Linked DNA regions of Homo sapiens: regions 2 and 3 are each linked to region 1. The links are chromatin loops, found by intact Hi-C in ENCODE. Cell type or tissue: endothelial cell of umbilical vein. All regions are shown on one strand. Links, peaks and the distances in the headings refer to the core of each region. The heading gives the core; the rest is flanking DNA.

Region 1 (4,896 bases), core at 908-3,407:
CCACTCCTGGCTAACTTTTTTTTTTTTTTTTTTTTTTAAGAAACTGAGTCTCACTATATTGCCCAGGATGGCCTTGGACTCCTGGCCTCAAGCAATCCTCCTGCCTTGTTTTTCCAAAGTGCTGGGATTACAGGCATGAACCACTGTGTCTGGCCTGGACTCGTTATTATTAATCATTAGCAAAAGCAAAGAAACATGCAGAAGTAACTCCTACATACAAGTTCATAATCTTGAGTTATTTACATTGCAATCCATGGCAATGTGAGTTTATTCTGTGTGCTTGCTTGCTTGCTTTTATTTACTTTTAATTTTTGGAGATAGGAGCACAAGATTTTAATCGCCATATATGTTGAAACTATTGTTCCCTTGAAATAAATTCATATGCACAAAGAACATAATAGCTCATCAGTGGAGAGATTCTATAAAGGCAAGACCATGTCTGCTTTTCCCCTTTTGTTTGTTCAGTTTATAACAGAGAGCCTGATACACAGTAGACGCTAAATAATTACGTATTGAATAAATAATAAACCAGAGGTAAAAATTCAACTCTGGTAGAGTAAACAGAAAAGAGAGGGATGCTGAGTGTTTAGAATGCGATTGGGATTGTGCTGGGCACTTGATGTAAATCATCTCTTAATTCTCTCCAGAGCTCTGAAAAACAGGTATATGATACCTATCTTGTGAATGGCAAAGACCTTGATTCTTAATGTAACTAGCAGGCCCCAAATTAACCAACCTTGTCTCAGACCACACTCCCCAGGCACATTTGCCATCTCTTTAGTCATTGATCACATCACAGGTTTTTGTACACAGGGTTCCTTTGCCTCTTCCCCAGCAATATCTCCTGCTAGTTTTTACTTATCCTTCAGGTCCCTCTTTAAATGTCACATCCTCAGGGAAGTCTTCCCTATAAATTAGACCTTCCATACTTGGTTTGTAGCACTTATCGCAACTGTAACTGAATGGTTATTTACACAGAACTTTGTTTTATGTGTGACTTCTCTGATAGTCATCAAACTCCAGGAGGGACTTCATCTGTCTTGATTGTTTTAGCTCCATTTCTTCTTACACTCTCTGACATATAATATGCTTTCAAAAACATGTCCTGCATTAATTAATTATGATAAAATCCAGCTTGAAGAAGTTTAGTAACTTATTCAAAGTTCCAGGCTAGTAAGTGATATGAGTGGCTCATAAGGAAGGGGCTGTTAGATTCTAAAAGCTACAAAACTGAGAGTAATAACTAAGGAAGTGGAACACTGGTGTGATATTCTGAAAATCCTCTGAAATTAAATAAGCAGATGGTATTTAACAAGGATAAACATAATATCCCATATTACATGAAAACATGACAAAAGCTAACAGGTTCAGAACGAGCATCATTGTAGAAATAATTTCCTCCATGGGGAATGTGTACTGGGTGTTTATACATCCAGGCACGACGCTAGACATTGTGCATGGGTTATCTTTATTTAAGCCTCATAATAACCTCCAGATAGGGTAGTATCATTATTTTCATCTTAAAGGTTTAAAATGTTCCCCTGTTAAACAGCAAAGCAGGCTCAAGCAGCTTTGACTCCAGAGCCCACATACACTTAACAATTTCAGAAGGTTTTCAGACTCAAGCTTTGGAACTTTAGTGGCGTTGTCTTGCTTATTTGTTTTCTAAGATCTACAAGTTTTTGGTGACTAAATTAAAGGTGGCCCAACTGCCAAAAAAGTGATTGTGAATTCAGACTGACGTACACCAAATGTAATATCCAAAATGGAGATCAGAGTCTCTGGGCCCCATTCCCAGAAATAGTTAATTTTTTAAATTATCTAATGTAGGAATGAGGCTGTCACCGTTCATAAAAAGGAAATAGCCTTCTTGAAAGAAATTTACCCAGACAGGCACCAAGCTTAGGAAAAGAACAATCCCTTAAGAAAAAGAACTGGAAATCGCTTTTCTAGCTATCATGGAGGACACTACTGCCCCCTTGTGCCTCATTATGATGATACAACCCTAAGAATGTTTGGTCCAACTCACGCTGAGCGCCGTCTGAGCTCCAGAGAGCCCTCGGAAGCGTTCTGCCCCAGCTTGCTCAGAGTCAACAGGCCCGGGAGTTTCCTTTTGGGTCATTTTGCCTGGCATGGAGAGGAGACAGAGGCTTTACTGTCCCACCTGAGAGCTCGGAAGCACTGAAGTACTAGACACAGGTTCCTTTTAGGCAGCTACCGTGACCCTTGATAATTGTTCCCTTCATAGCCTCTGAAGAAGCACTAGGAGAAGGCAAAGGAGGGTGGAAACTTCTCAAGTATTTGCAACAATTGCAACAATTTCAAAAATACGTCCTGCATAAATGAGTGATGATAAAATCCAGCTTGAAGAAGTTTAGTAACTTATTCAAAGTTCCAGGCTAGTAAGTGATATGAGTGGCTCATAAGCGAGGGGCTGTTAGATTCCAAAAGCTACAACTGAGAGTAATAACTAAGAAAGTTTTGCAACAAGAACTTAATTAAGCAGACTAAACTTTTTTTTTTTTTCTTTAACTTCAGAGACTCAGGGCTGCTCCTGGAAATGGTAGCTCACTGAGGGAAAAACTTGTGCAAGAGGGACAAACTAGTATTTTCTCAGAATGGCAATAAGAAAGGGAAAGGGGCCGGGTGTGGTGGCTGACGCCTGTAATGCCAGCACTTTGAGAGGCTGAAGTGGACGGATCACCTGAGGTCAGGAGTTCGAGATTAGCATGGTGAAACCTCGTCTCCACTAAAAATACAAAAAATTAGCCGGGCGTCGTGGCGGGCGCCTGTAATCCCAGCTATTCAGGAGGCTGAGGCTGAAGAATCGCTTGAACCTAGGAGATGGAGGTTGCAGTGAGCCGAGATTGTGCCATTGTATTCCAGCCTGGGAGACAAGAGCGAAACTCGGAAGAAAAAAAAAAGAAGAAAGAAAGAGAGAGAGAAAGGGAACAAAATGTATAATAAAATGTATAAAATGTATTTAGAGCTGAATCTGACCTGTCCTGAACCTGCCTCACCAAAGCAGATGACCAGACAACTTGAGGTCCTATCCTCCAACCCCTCACCTGGGACATTTCAATTTATTTGTAAAAAACAATTCAAGTTTTCATGCTGCTTTGCCCTGAGGGTTTCAATATATTTATTGATGTCAGTATTTGAATACTGACTGCTTCCTCCGTAGTAAGCTCCTTTGGATGAGGGCCATGCTTGTTGATTAACCGTTACGCTCCTGTGCGTAGTCAAGTGCTTGGTATATGAATACGTGTTGAACAAATAACGAATACTTTGTGTTTTAGTGATTAATAGGATTGAAAGACATTGGGATAAAAGTTACCCCTTAGTTAACTTTTCCCCCCGCAGGTGCACTCACCTTTCAAGCTTAGGAAGATGTGAAAGATTTGCAGTCAAACTCAAGTTCAAATCCCAGTCCCACTGACCTTGGGAAAGTTCTTTAAACCTCCCTGTGCTCATTTCTTAAACATTGTGTGGTAAAACATCTACCTTTTCTACTTCTCAGGGATTTAATGAGAACATGTATCTCCTACACCACATGGCTCAGTGCCCAGCAGACCACGAATGATCATTAAATTTAGTTTTATTCAGCTGGGCACAGTGGCTCACACCTGTAATCCCAGCACTTTGGGAGGCCAAGCTGGCTGGATCACGAGGTCAGGAGATCGAGACCATCCTGGCTAACACGGTGAAACCCCGTCTCTACTAAAAATACAAAAAAATTAGCTGAGCTTGGTGGCGGGTGCCTGTAGTCCCAGCTACTAGGAAGGCCAAGGCGGGAGAATCACTTGAACCCAGGAGGTGGAGCTTGCAGTGAGCCGAGATCGCAGCACTGCACTCCAGCCTGGGCGGCAGAGCGAGATTCTGTCTCAAAAAAAAAAAAAGTGAGTTTTATTCACCCCCAATTCCTATGCTTTCTCAAAGTGTCTTTGGATAGACTTTAAAAGACGTTCTCCAAAAATCTGGACCTGCATATGCGCACCCACCACCGTAATCTATAGACGACACCTCTTTCTCCAGCAGACATTTCACCAAACTTGTCAGCAACCTGTAAACTCAACTCATTTTTATTTTCTCTTTCTGTAGAAAGGTGTAATACAAGGACAAGAAGGTTGTAGCTTATGTTAGAATGCTTTTGACTATAAGTAACAAAAAAGATCAATAAAAAATGGCTTACACATGAGGAAAATGTGTAATCTCACATAAGGAGTCCAGAAATCATAGTCTAAATGAAGTTATCAAGGGGCCAGAATCTAGCCAATTTAGTAGGTGACAGAAATCAGACTGGGAGAGAATAGATTTTTTTAAATCTTCAGGGAATAAAAAGGCTTTATACAACCATGTATATATATATGAACATATGTGTATACCATCATCTCCATGCAGTCATCTCTCTGTATTCTTGAGGGACTGGGTTCAGAACCCTCCCCCATGGATACCAAAATCTGGGGATACTTAAGTCTCGTTATATGAAATGGTGTAGTATTTACATATAACCTATACATCCTCCCATGTACTTTAAATCATCTCTAGATTACTTATAATAACTAATACATGGAAATGCTGTGTAAATAGTTGTTATATTGTTTTTCATTCATATTGTTTGTTTATTTATTTATTTATTGAGATGGAGTCTCGCTCTGTCTCCCAGGCTGGAGTGCAATGGCATGATCTCGGCTCACTGCAACCTCTGCCTCCCGGGCTCAAGCAATTCTTCTGTCTCAGCCTCCGGAGTAGCCAGGACTACAGGCATGCACCACCATGCAGGGCTAATTTTTTGTATTTTTAGTACAGACGGGGTTTCACCATGTTGGCCAGGATGGTCTCCAACTCCTGACCTCAGGTGATCCGCCCACTTCAGCCTCCCAAAGTTCTGGGATT
Region 2 (4,896 bases), core at 751-3,250, 730 kb before region 1:
GCCTACAGCACTGGTATCTCTTTGATAAATGTTAATCTTTGTTATCATCCCAACAAGCAAAGGAATTAAGTAGAAATGGTATAAATTATGGTATTGTCATACCAAGTCTCCAGCAGGAGGTTTATATTATAATGGATGTATGACAGTGAGGAGTAACTTAATCTTTCTAAGGTTCAATTTTCATACCTGTAAAAGAGGACTGACTATTAATCATACCTATTGTGCAAAGCTGCTGTGGGGTCAAATGAAAGAGTGTTTGCAAAAGGCCTCTGTAAAATGTAAAGGGCCCCTTACATGCTGGTTAGCATCACTATCTATTTCTATTCCTTCCCAGTTTTCATAGAAATCTCACCTTTGAATTTACTTATGAGTCAGAATTATGATATAACAATAATATTAAATATATTTATTAGCTGGGATGAGCTTTGCTAGCTCAACTCCATGAATAGTGACCTATGAGGGGAAAAACCCTATGAAATCAGCTCCGAGGGGAGGGCATACAGACTCCTATTGAATGGTGAGAAGGAAAGTGAGGGTTAGGGAGCAGAAGCAAGAAGGTGTCCATGTTAGGAATAAATTTAGCTATAAGTAACAGCGCTCAACTAACAGCAGCATAAAATAGTGAGTTAATGTGTTTTTATATACCAAGTTTGAAGGAAGGTGGTATCCTAGAGTTGATCAGCTCACAACAATGCATTAGAGGCCCAGATCTCTCTCTTTTGCTGTTCATAGTTTTCATCCCCTTGCTAATTGCCTCAGGGCAGCAGACAGCATGTTCAAGGCAGGAAGAAGTAGAGAAGAATGGTACCAGACCTATCTGTTCCTTGCAAAAGCAGCAAATGCTTCCCTCAGTATTTCTTGGCAAATTATTATATCTTAAGAAGCAGAGTATGTCTGACTTACTCCTAGCTTCAACCAACAGTGGGAAGATGAATATTTAATTAGATACGTAGCTAATCTGAGCAAAATCTGAGTTATATTTACAAAGAACATGGGAAGAATGATTGGGTAAGCAGCTAGCAGTGCCTGCCACTGTGCAATCCTCATACTTGGTGGAAGAGGGGACATTTCTGATTAAAGGTGCAGAAGCTTTGTAACATAATAAGCATAATTATATTTCCGGTGAGCTTGGAACCCTGAGTTGTTTGTCTACGTGTTTTCAGACTGAGAAGCAAAGAACACAGTCAAGTAACTGAAGATAGAGGCATTTTTGAATTGGTTAAAGGAATGGAGTTAGAAATTAGTTTTAAATAATGATTCCCTTGAAAACCATTTCTGTTGTAATTGATGAGAAAGTAAATACATGTACCTTTGAGAGTTGCATCCTTAAGTGAAAATATCCTATTGTTCCTAGTTAGTTTTTGCAAGCAAAATAAATATCACCTATTCAAACCTCAAGGGCAGATGCTATGGTGTTTGGATGCTGTGTGAAGTATTGTTCAAGAGTGTAACTGGAAAAGAAATTTGGCTAAATAAACTGTAGTTCTAAACAAGTGATTTAAACACCCTAAGCCTTCTGGGGATAAAAAGAGATTCCATCAGATGCAACTTATATGGTGAAATTAAACACTTTACAGGAATTGCAGAAATTTTAAAACTTCATGAAATTTTAAAACTTCATGGTCTTGCACATAAACTGGGCCCAGCAAACTTCAGAATAGCTGTTAGACGAGAATTAGGATGTATTTGCTTCTTAATGTTGCTTGTTTCTTATTATAAGATGATAATTTTATCCTGTTAGTTCATCATAACTATCTTTGTAGAATTTGTAATCAGCATAGCCAAAGGCACACTGTACTGTAAGATTTGACTGCATCATTTTAAGAACTTTTCCTCTAGTCAAGGAGCAGTACTGTATTTGTCTCCAACACCACCTAGTGACAAATTTAAAAAGCTGCATCTTATTGAGTTGAAATAGCATCTTTGAATTAAAAAGCCATTGCCTGGCCTGGTGCAGTGGCTCATGCCTGTAATTCTAGCACTTTGGGAGACCTAAGCGGGCAGATTGTCTGAGCTCAGGAGTTCGAGACCAGCCTGGGCAACACGGTCAAACCCTGTCTCTACTAAAAATTAGCTGGTCGTGTCGGCATGTCCCTGTAGTCCCAGCTACTTGGGAGGTAGAAGCAGGAGAATTGCTTGAACCCGGGAGGTGGAGGTTGCAGTGAGCCAAGATCGAGCCACTACACTCCAGCCTGGGAAACAGAGTGAGACTCTGTCTCAAAAAAAAAAAATTAAAATAAAAATAAAGCCATTGCCAGTGCCCAGACCACTGGCCATGTGCAGCCAGTGAGTGCCTAAAATGTGGCTAGTACAATGGATCTCAATAGTTTTTATATTGATTGCATGTTTAAAATAATATTTAATAATATTAAAAGTAAAATAATTTTAAAATTTCTTTAAAGAAAAAGTATTATTGCCGGGTGTGGTGGCTCACACCTGTAATGATAGCACTTTGGGAGGCCGAGACAGGAGGATCACTTGAGGCTGGGAATTTGACACCAACCTAGGCAACATAGTGAGACTCCATCTGCACACACACAAAAAAAGACGGATGTGGTGGTGCACACCTGTAGTCCCATCTACTTGGGAGGCTGAGACAGAAGGATTGCTTTGGCCCAGGAGTTTGAGGCTGCAGTGAACCGTGATCATGCCACTGCACTCCAGCCTGGGCTACAGAGAGAGACTCTGTCTCAAAAAAGAAAAAAAAAGCAATATTAAAATTTGTGTCACCTGTAAGTTTATATTATTCTTAATGTGACTATTAGAACATTTACAATTGTACATGCAGTTTGCATTATATTTAATGGAACAATGATAACTTAGATACTTAATTACATAGTTTTACCCATGTAGCTCCTTTAGTAAAAGTATGGGGGTAAAGAAATGAATGAAAACCATCTGAATTTATTCAAAAGAACATGTTGGAACATGAATGGATGTGACAGGAATAAATATATCCAGGGTTGTTTTGTATGTATACTTTTGATCATAGGTAATTAACAATTTTAGTAGATGTACTAACTATTAAATTGCCAGTATTGAGAATCCACTAGGTGCCATGTATTGTTTTAAGAACTCTGCATGCATTTACTCACATAATCCCTGCAAAAATCCAGTGAGACAAGTACTGTTATTCTAGTCATTTCACACAAAATAGAGTGAGGCCCAGATAACTGAATGCCTTCTCCAATGTCAGGTGGCTATGAAGAGGAAGAGTCAGGCTTTGCACACAGTCTGGCTTCAACATCTACATTCTGAACTGCTCTGATATCCTCCTACTGAAAAGAAAATGTAAATGAAAAATTAAAAAAAATCAACTGGCTGTAGGATAACTGCTTTAAGCACATGTCCACATAATAGTCATAAATTATTTCTATTAAGTTGTTGTATTCTTATTTTTGAGATGGAGTCTTGCTCTTTCACCAGGCTGGAGTGCAGTGGTGCGATCTCAGCTCACTGCAACCTCTGCCTCCCAGGTTCAATTGATTCTCCTGCCTCAGCCTCCGGAGTAGCTGGGATTACAGGTGCCTGCCACCACACCCTGCTAATTTTTGTATTTTTAGTAGAGATGGGGTTTATCCATTTTGGCCAGGCTGGCCTTGAACTCCTGAGCTCAGATGATCCACCTGCCTCAGTCTCCCAAAGTGCTGGGATTACAGGCATGAGCCACCACATCTGGCCTAGTTATTTTATTCTTATTAATGTGATTCAAATGGATTTAGTGAGAAAAGTAGTCACTTTTAATATTGTGTTTCAGATTGGTCATTGATTTTTTAGCCTTAGGAGACACCATGAAGATACTAAGATGAATAAGATGCATGATTTGCCTTTTGAGTGCTGAAAGTCAGGGGAAGTTGGGTTTGTAAACAAATAATACAGATGGAGAACAGAGAAGAAAGTTTCCATGGAGATGATGTTTAAACAGAGTTTTAGAGGGAAAATAGGATTTGTCCAGGCAGAAAAGAGAGGGAAGCCAGAAGTCCCAGGCAGAGGGGACAGTTGGACAAAGTCATGTAATCATGAAACAGCATGGCACCTGCAGAAAACTAGAATAGTTCAATATTGCTTGAGTTTAAAGTTGTTGGGATACATAAGGGTATTGTCTAATGGGACTGTCACAAAGTTCTTTCATAGAAATTTGCCAGCCTCACAACCTATCGGTGTAGGAGAAAATGATTGTGTATGAGAGCTGATAAGTTCTGAGTTTGGCTTGATCTTTTTTTTTTTTTCCTGTAGTACTGCTATTTTATGTGATAAGAAAATCCAATGGGGGGAAAAATCTATGAAACTACAGTTCACAGAACCAGTTCAAGAACATGTCTCTCTAAACTTTAAGATGCTCTGTGGACCTTGTAAATATCAAATGAATTCATATATATGACACTGCTTTGAAAGCAGCTCAATGCTCATTAGATGGAGGCTATATGATACCATCATCACTCGAGAGTTAAATCAATCAGATTACTTAAATGTCTAGAGCAATTACTTTTAAAGTAAAAATTTTAGATGCCTTTTTATTACTTGTTACTATAGTGAATATTAATAAACTTTTATTGGCTACCTTACCACAAAGAGGACAGATTTTCTGTAAGGATTGTTGAATTCACAACAAACTGTTCTATTGATTTTAAGTAAAATGGGCAGCAAATTTGGTAACATCGTCAAAATGCATATATTTGTAGGCTGACTGAAGCTAATTAAAACATAATATCAGTTACATTTTGTTCATGACTTTTTAAAAGGACATCAATTTGTATCTAAAATATCATCTGATAGTATCCCGTGTGAAACCCCAAATCATTGTATTCTAACTTGAGAAGCTAGAAAGGTTCAGCCTGGATGTTTCCTCAAACTGGATAACAGGTGAATTAGCCTCCCTAAAGAAAGGCCCCTAAC
Region 3 (4,896 bases), core at 751-3,250, 420 kb before region 1:
TTATTTATTCTTTCATCCATTATTTTTCACACATTCATCAAGTACCTGTATTAAGTGATGGCCAATCGTCAATAAACCTCATTTTTATGCAGAGACTAGTAGGGTGTATGGAAGTGGCAGGAGTCATAGGTTATAAACAAAAATGTGAGAGGACCCACAGGCAAACATTTTTCATTGAACATTTTGGATAATCAATTGAGGAGAAAACCATAATTGCCCATTGGTGCTTAAATTAAATTCTTATCAATAGTAAACAGAATTATGGGAAAAAAACATTTAAAGTAAGGAAGACTGTTTTTCTTGAAAAACAAGAAAACAAAACCCACTTGATAAAGCAACATTTGTAAAAGTGTCTTTAGTGCCATTCTATTGTTCATAATCTTTGAAATTTCTCTGTGCTTCCACGTGTTCTAGGCATAGCCATTCAAATTGCCGTGTATAAAACCTCCCCCTTTACACAATGAAAAGCTTAAACGATTGACTTGCTTTGCTAATTGACTAGATGCATGTTAAGAAACATGTAATACTTTGCCATTCCCTTCTTGTAGTTTAAAAATAAATTTTAGGCCAGGCGCTGTGGCTCACGCCTGTAATCCCAGCACTTTGGGAGGCCGAGGTGGGTGGATCACGAGGTCAGGAGATCGAGACCATCCTGGCTAACATGGTGAAACCCCGTCTCTACTAAAAATACAAAAAATTAGCCGGGCGTGGTGGCTGGCGCCTGTAGTCCCGGCTACTCGGGAGGCTGAGGCAGGAGAATGGCGTGAACCCAGGAGGCGGAGCTTGCAGTGAGCCCAGATTGCGCCACTGCACTCCAGCCTGGCCAAGAGTGAGACTCCGTCTCAAAAAAAAAAAAAAAAAAAATTTAAAATTGCAATAAGTGATCCATACTGAATGACTGCTACAGGGAGCTTTGCATACCCAGAAATTACCCATCATGAGAGAAATGTGAGTTTCTCCATATTCTTGACTCTTTGGAGTCAGGTGCTGATAAAATATTTTTTCTCAGCGTGAGCAGGACCCTATTTAAACACTGTGCCAGCTAGCAAGTAAATCCATTAGTATATTTTACATCCACACTTAAAGAATTGCTCTGCAAGCTTTACTTTTTCTCCTGAGCTCAGCTGTGACACAAAGAAAGCTTTAAAAAGAGTGTAAGTAATTAAAGCAACACACAATTAACTAATTGATCCTAAAAAATAGCTTGTCCAACATCAGCAGAATAATTGCAGCCATTTTGTAGGGCCTCCTAGGCTGTGATCATTTATGAGTCTTCATTATTACTCTTCTAAAACAAACAACCAGACTTTTTTTTTTTTTTAGCCAGGGTCTTGCTCTGTCTCCCAGGCTGGAGTGCAGTGGTGCAATCACTGCTCACAACATCCTCATCCTCCTGTCTCAAGCTGTCCTCCTGCCTCAGCCTCCTGAGTAGCTGGAACGACAGGCATGTGCCACCACACCCAACTAATTATTATTATTATTAGTAGTAGTAGTAGTAGTAGTAGTAGTAGTAGTAGTAGAGACGGGGCGGCAGGGCTGGGGGGTGGTGTGTGGGTCTTGTTATGTTACCCAAGTTGGTCTCAAACCCCTGGGTTCAAGCAGTCCTCCAGCCTCAGCCTCCCAAAGTGCTGGGATTACAGGCATGAGTGGCCAAGGCCTGCCATTATTTTTCTTTTTAAATAAAGAATTTTTTTATTTCTTTTCATTTAAATGAATAAAGTAATACATGTGACCCTTTTCAGTGCTTATAATGAATCACTTAGATGCTGTAATACTGGAAGTAACCTCTAGGGAAAATTTTGTTATGGAACTTATGTTTTCAAAGATATGAGGATAAAGCCTAATCTGGTTAGTATCCTGCCTGACATTATACGGCTGAATAAGAAACCTGAGAAAACTGGAGAGTGATTGAAAATGAAACCTGTCCTTTATAAATTGAGAGTAATTAGGCTCTGTTAATTTTTCTCTTTTGATATTATAGTTTTAAGTCAACATTAAAGACCATAAAGCATGTAAGATTTTGTGCACTTACGTCATGCTCACAAATTACTATCAATTTCAACTTTAAAAAAATGCAGTTTATCTTAGAATGTTTCTAAACCAGGATATCATTTATAATTAATCCATACCTTAAATGGAGTGTTTTCCTCAAGAGTGTAAAAGAATTGAGACTCAACTGATAATGTGCCCTAAAATTGATGGCATCCTAGAATTAAAGCAATAGAGTAACTTGATGAAGCCATTTAACTATAAGAAAATGCTGACATTACCTGCTGGTGGAATACATGACAGTTAAATTCCTCTCCTGAACTGTTATAAATTTTCCCTCTGAATATAATTGAATGTCTGCTTGTAAGTGTCTCAAACAAGTTATACTTCTAGAGGAAAGGATTCAAAATCAATTCATGTTAACTATAATATAAAACAATATGAAATGGATTAATATTAGGGAGAGCTATGAATCAAGATCTCTACTGGAAGCATAAAGACAGATTGATCATGGTTCAGGTCATGTTATTGTGGTAAGAAAAATAATCAAAATACTAACACAAACAAGGATCTCTGCCATTCATTGTGTGCCAACTATGTGCCAAACCATTGGCTGTCTCCTTTACATGTATCTGAATAGTCAGCAAGGAGGGAATGATGAAACTGACAAATAAAGAATAAAAGCCATACTATTTGGAATAACTCAGCCTTTCTTAAATTGGTTTCATACATCATTTAAAAGACTATACTGATCCCAGATAAAATTTGTCTTATCTGTAAGAGATTGTTCATCTGCCAAGGGTGGCACAGCTGTGATTCATGATTAGGTGCACCGACCATGGTTAATGTGGACCTCAGCTCCTCATTGCCTTGCTAACTAGCATTCTGTTGCTCATGTAACCACCATCTTTCAGCACTAGGGCGCATCATCCTGACATACTCAGAAAGGGCTCTGATGATTATACAGCACCCTCCGGCAGGGCTTGGTGTGCGGTTTTGTTGTAGCATAAAAAGGTTTGGGAAACCAATGCCTATCTTCCGTCATTAAACTATAGGCAATTGATCATTTATGAATACTTTCCAGCCTTCGTATGTGGCAGAATCAATATTCCAGTCTCATATTTCTTTAAAATAGAATGTCCGCCCTATCACGCATTTTAACATTCCAATAAACACGATTTCTTCTCCCTTTGCTATCAAATACACAAGGTTCTTTGCTGAAAAGGTGACTCAGAATGCTGGATAAGTAATGTGTTGTTTTGTGCATGCTATCAAATTCTACCTTTGTTGAGAATATCTCTGTGCTTACTGCAAACAATTCTCTTTTGGACCCTGTTGCTTCTTACTGTAATAAATGACAAATTGAATGCAAAGAGGGTTTGCTTGGAAAAAATAACGCTAGCAGATTAAATTTCAGTGTAATGCTATTATTTTCAAAAGCCACAATTCTCTCATCTACCAAGATTTGCCTTTCTTTGCCTATCCAGGGAAGGATTACTGCTGACAAATTGTAACTCCTTTTCAAAATATTTACTTTTTTCTTTCAAGGTTTCCTTATGAAACCTTTGAAACTCAGAAATAAAAGCTGGGAGCAGAGTGTCAGAGCAGCTGCGCCATCTAAATGTAATTACACATTAATTTGCATGAGACTTGAGAGGTGGAAGAATATGTAAATAGATTTTATGGCTACTGGCCATTAGAGTTTCTTTCTTCTTGTATTTTTTAATTCCTTTTTTAAGAGATGGCAAATAAAGTACAACATCCCTAGACTTACCTTTAAAGCCATTGGGGTTTAGAATGTTGGTTGATAACTGTTTGCTAACCTTTCTAGTTTGGTTTTTGGGTTTCATTCATCTTTCCTGGTTTATCACTGAATCTCCAGCACCTGATTCCATGTCTGGTACATAGGAGTTGCCCTCCCACCCTCAGTGCCCCCCCCCACCCACTCGCAAAAAGAAACAATGAAAGGTTGCACTTAGTTCAAATGGTAAGGGAGGTGTGGCACACACAGCATTCTTGTTGGGCGGTGCTCTCCTCCATACTTGAAATCATATTAACCAATACTGCTGAACCAAATACCAACGAACCAATACTAATGAATACTAACCAATACCAACGAACCAATACTAATGAATACTAACCAATACTAACGAACCAAAACATTAGGCTTCATGTTTCCCAGAGTTACTTAAAAGATACTGCAGTGGTCTGTAATCAGAACTCCAAGATTGTTTAGTAGATTATACTTAGCAAAGGAAGCAACAACAATATTACCAACTAAAAGATGACTCAAGAGACTCCAAAGAATTGCAGTTTGGGAACATGCAAAATTAGTATTCAGGAGTGGGAAATGGCCACGGCCATCAACACTCCCACAGAAATTTTGAAATCTTTGGGTCTCTAGTCTCATATTTCTGAAAAAAACCCTGTTTCTTCACAAAGATTACATTAGTTTTGGTTTTCTTCAATAGTTATCTACTGTATAAGGGATGGACTTAAACTACAAAGTTGTAGACATCCAGATGCATCAATGGTTTGATGATGAACATGTTTTGAATCCTCATTAGAAAAGCTGAAGGCATAACATAAAATGCAAATTTTAGAAATAAAGGGGAAAGTGAAATCCCTGAATGTTAATGTTTTACTAGACCTTTGGTATTTGAAAAATGATTTTATAAATCTGAGTAATTACTAAAATGTAATTTCTATGGTCATAATTTTTCACTCTCAAGTGGCAAAACCTTTTAACTGAGGAGAATAGAAAAGTTGAGTTAAATGAACTTCAGAAGGACCCTTTTTATTTCTTAGGACAAGTGCAAATGTGCTTTGCTTCCCTACACACCTATCAGATGACAACATCATGTTGAAGAAATCACTATACTTAGTGAGCTATCATTGGGCTTTTAA

The links. A loop is a pair of places that touch in the nucleus more often than their neighbours do. Peaks named below come from ENCODE experiments on the same cell type or tissue, not always from the same donor. Only the 100,000 strongest peaks of a DNase experiment are listed, where the experiment ranks them.
Region 2: a loop joins it to region 1, with 12 times the contacts of the local background. A loop is called at or near these places in 1 of 110 quality-filtered maps.
Region 3: it touches region 1 in a loop (2.9-fold over the local background); 1 of 110 quality-filtered maps calls a loop at or near these places.

What each region holds. Positions count from the first base shown.
Region 1 is chr4:20,770,678-20,775,573 of GRCh38, reverse strand. All of the region lies in intron 3 of KCNIP4 (potassium voltage-gated channel interacting protein 4), which reads left to right. Among named protein-coding and RNA genes, the nearest start is that of PACRGL, 73 kb to the right of the region's middle. In endothelial cell of umbilical vein, for the core only: a CTCF peak has its summit at 1,993 (motif pointing left); a DNase peak (open chromatin) is centred at 1,963; H3K27ac peaks cover 415 bases.
Region 2 is chr4:21,504,606-21,509,501 of GRCh38, reverse strand. All of the region lies in intron 1 of KCNIP4 (potassium voltage-gated channel interacting protein 4), which reads left to right. Among named protein-coding and RNA genes, the nearest start is that of MIR7978, 42 kb to the right of the region's middle. In endothelial cell of umbilical vein, for the core only: a CTCF peak has its summit at 1,900 (motif pointing left); no DNase peak of the experiment used is centred there; H3K27me3 peaks cover 57 bases.
Region 3 is chr4:21,189,540-21,194,435 of GRCh38, reverse strand. The region is part of intron 1 of KCNIP4 (potassium voltage-gated channel interacting protein 4); the gene reads left to right. Among named protein-coding and RNA genes, the nearest start is that of MIR7978, 270 kb to the left of the region's middle. In endothelial cell of umbilical vein, for the core only: no CTCF peak of the experiment used is centred there; no DNase peak of the experiment used is centred there.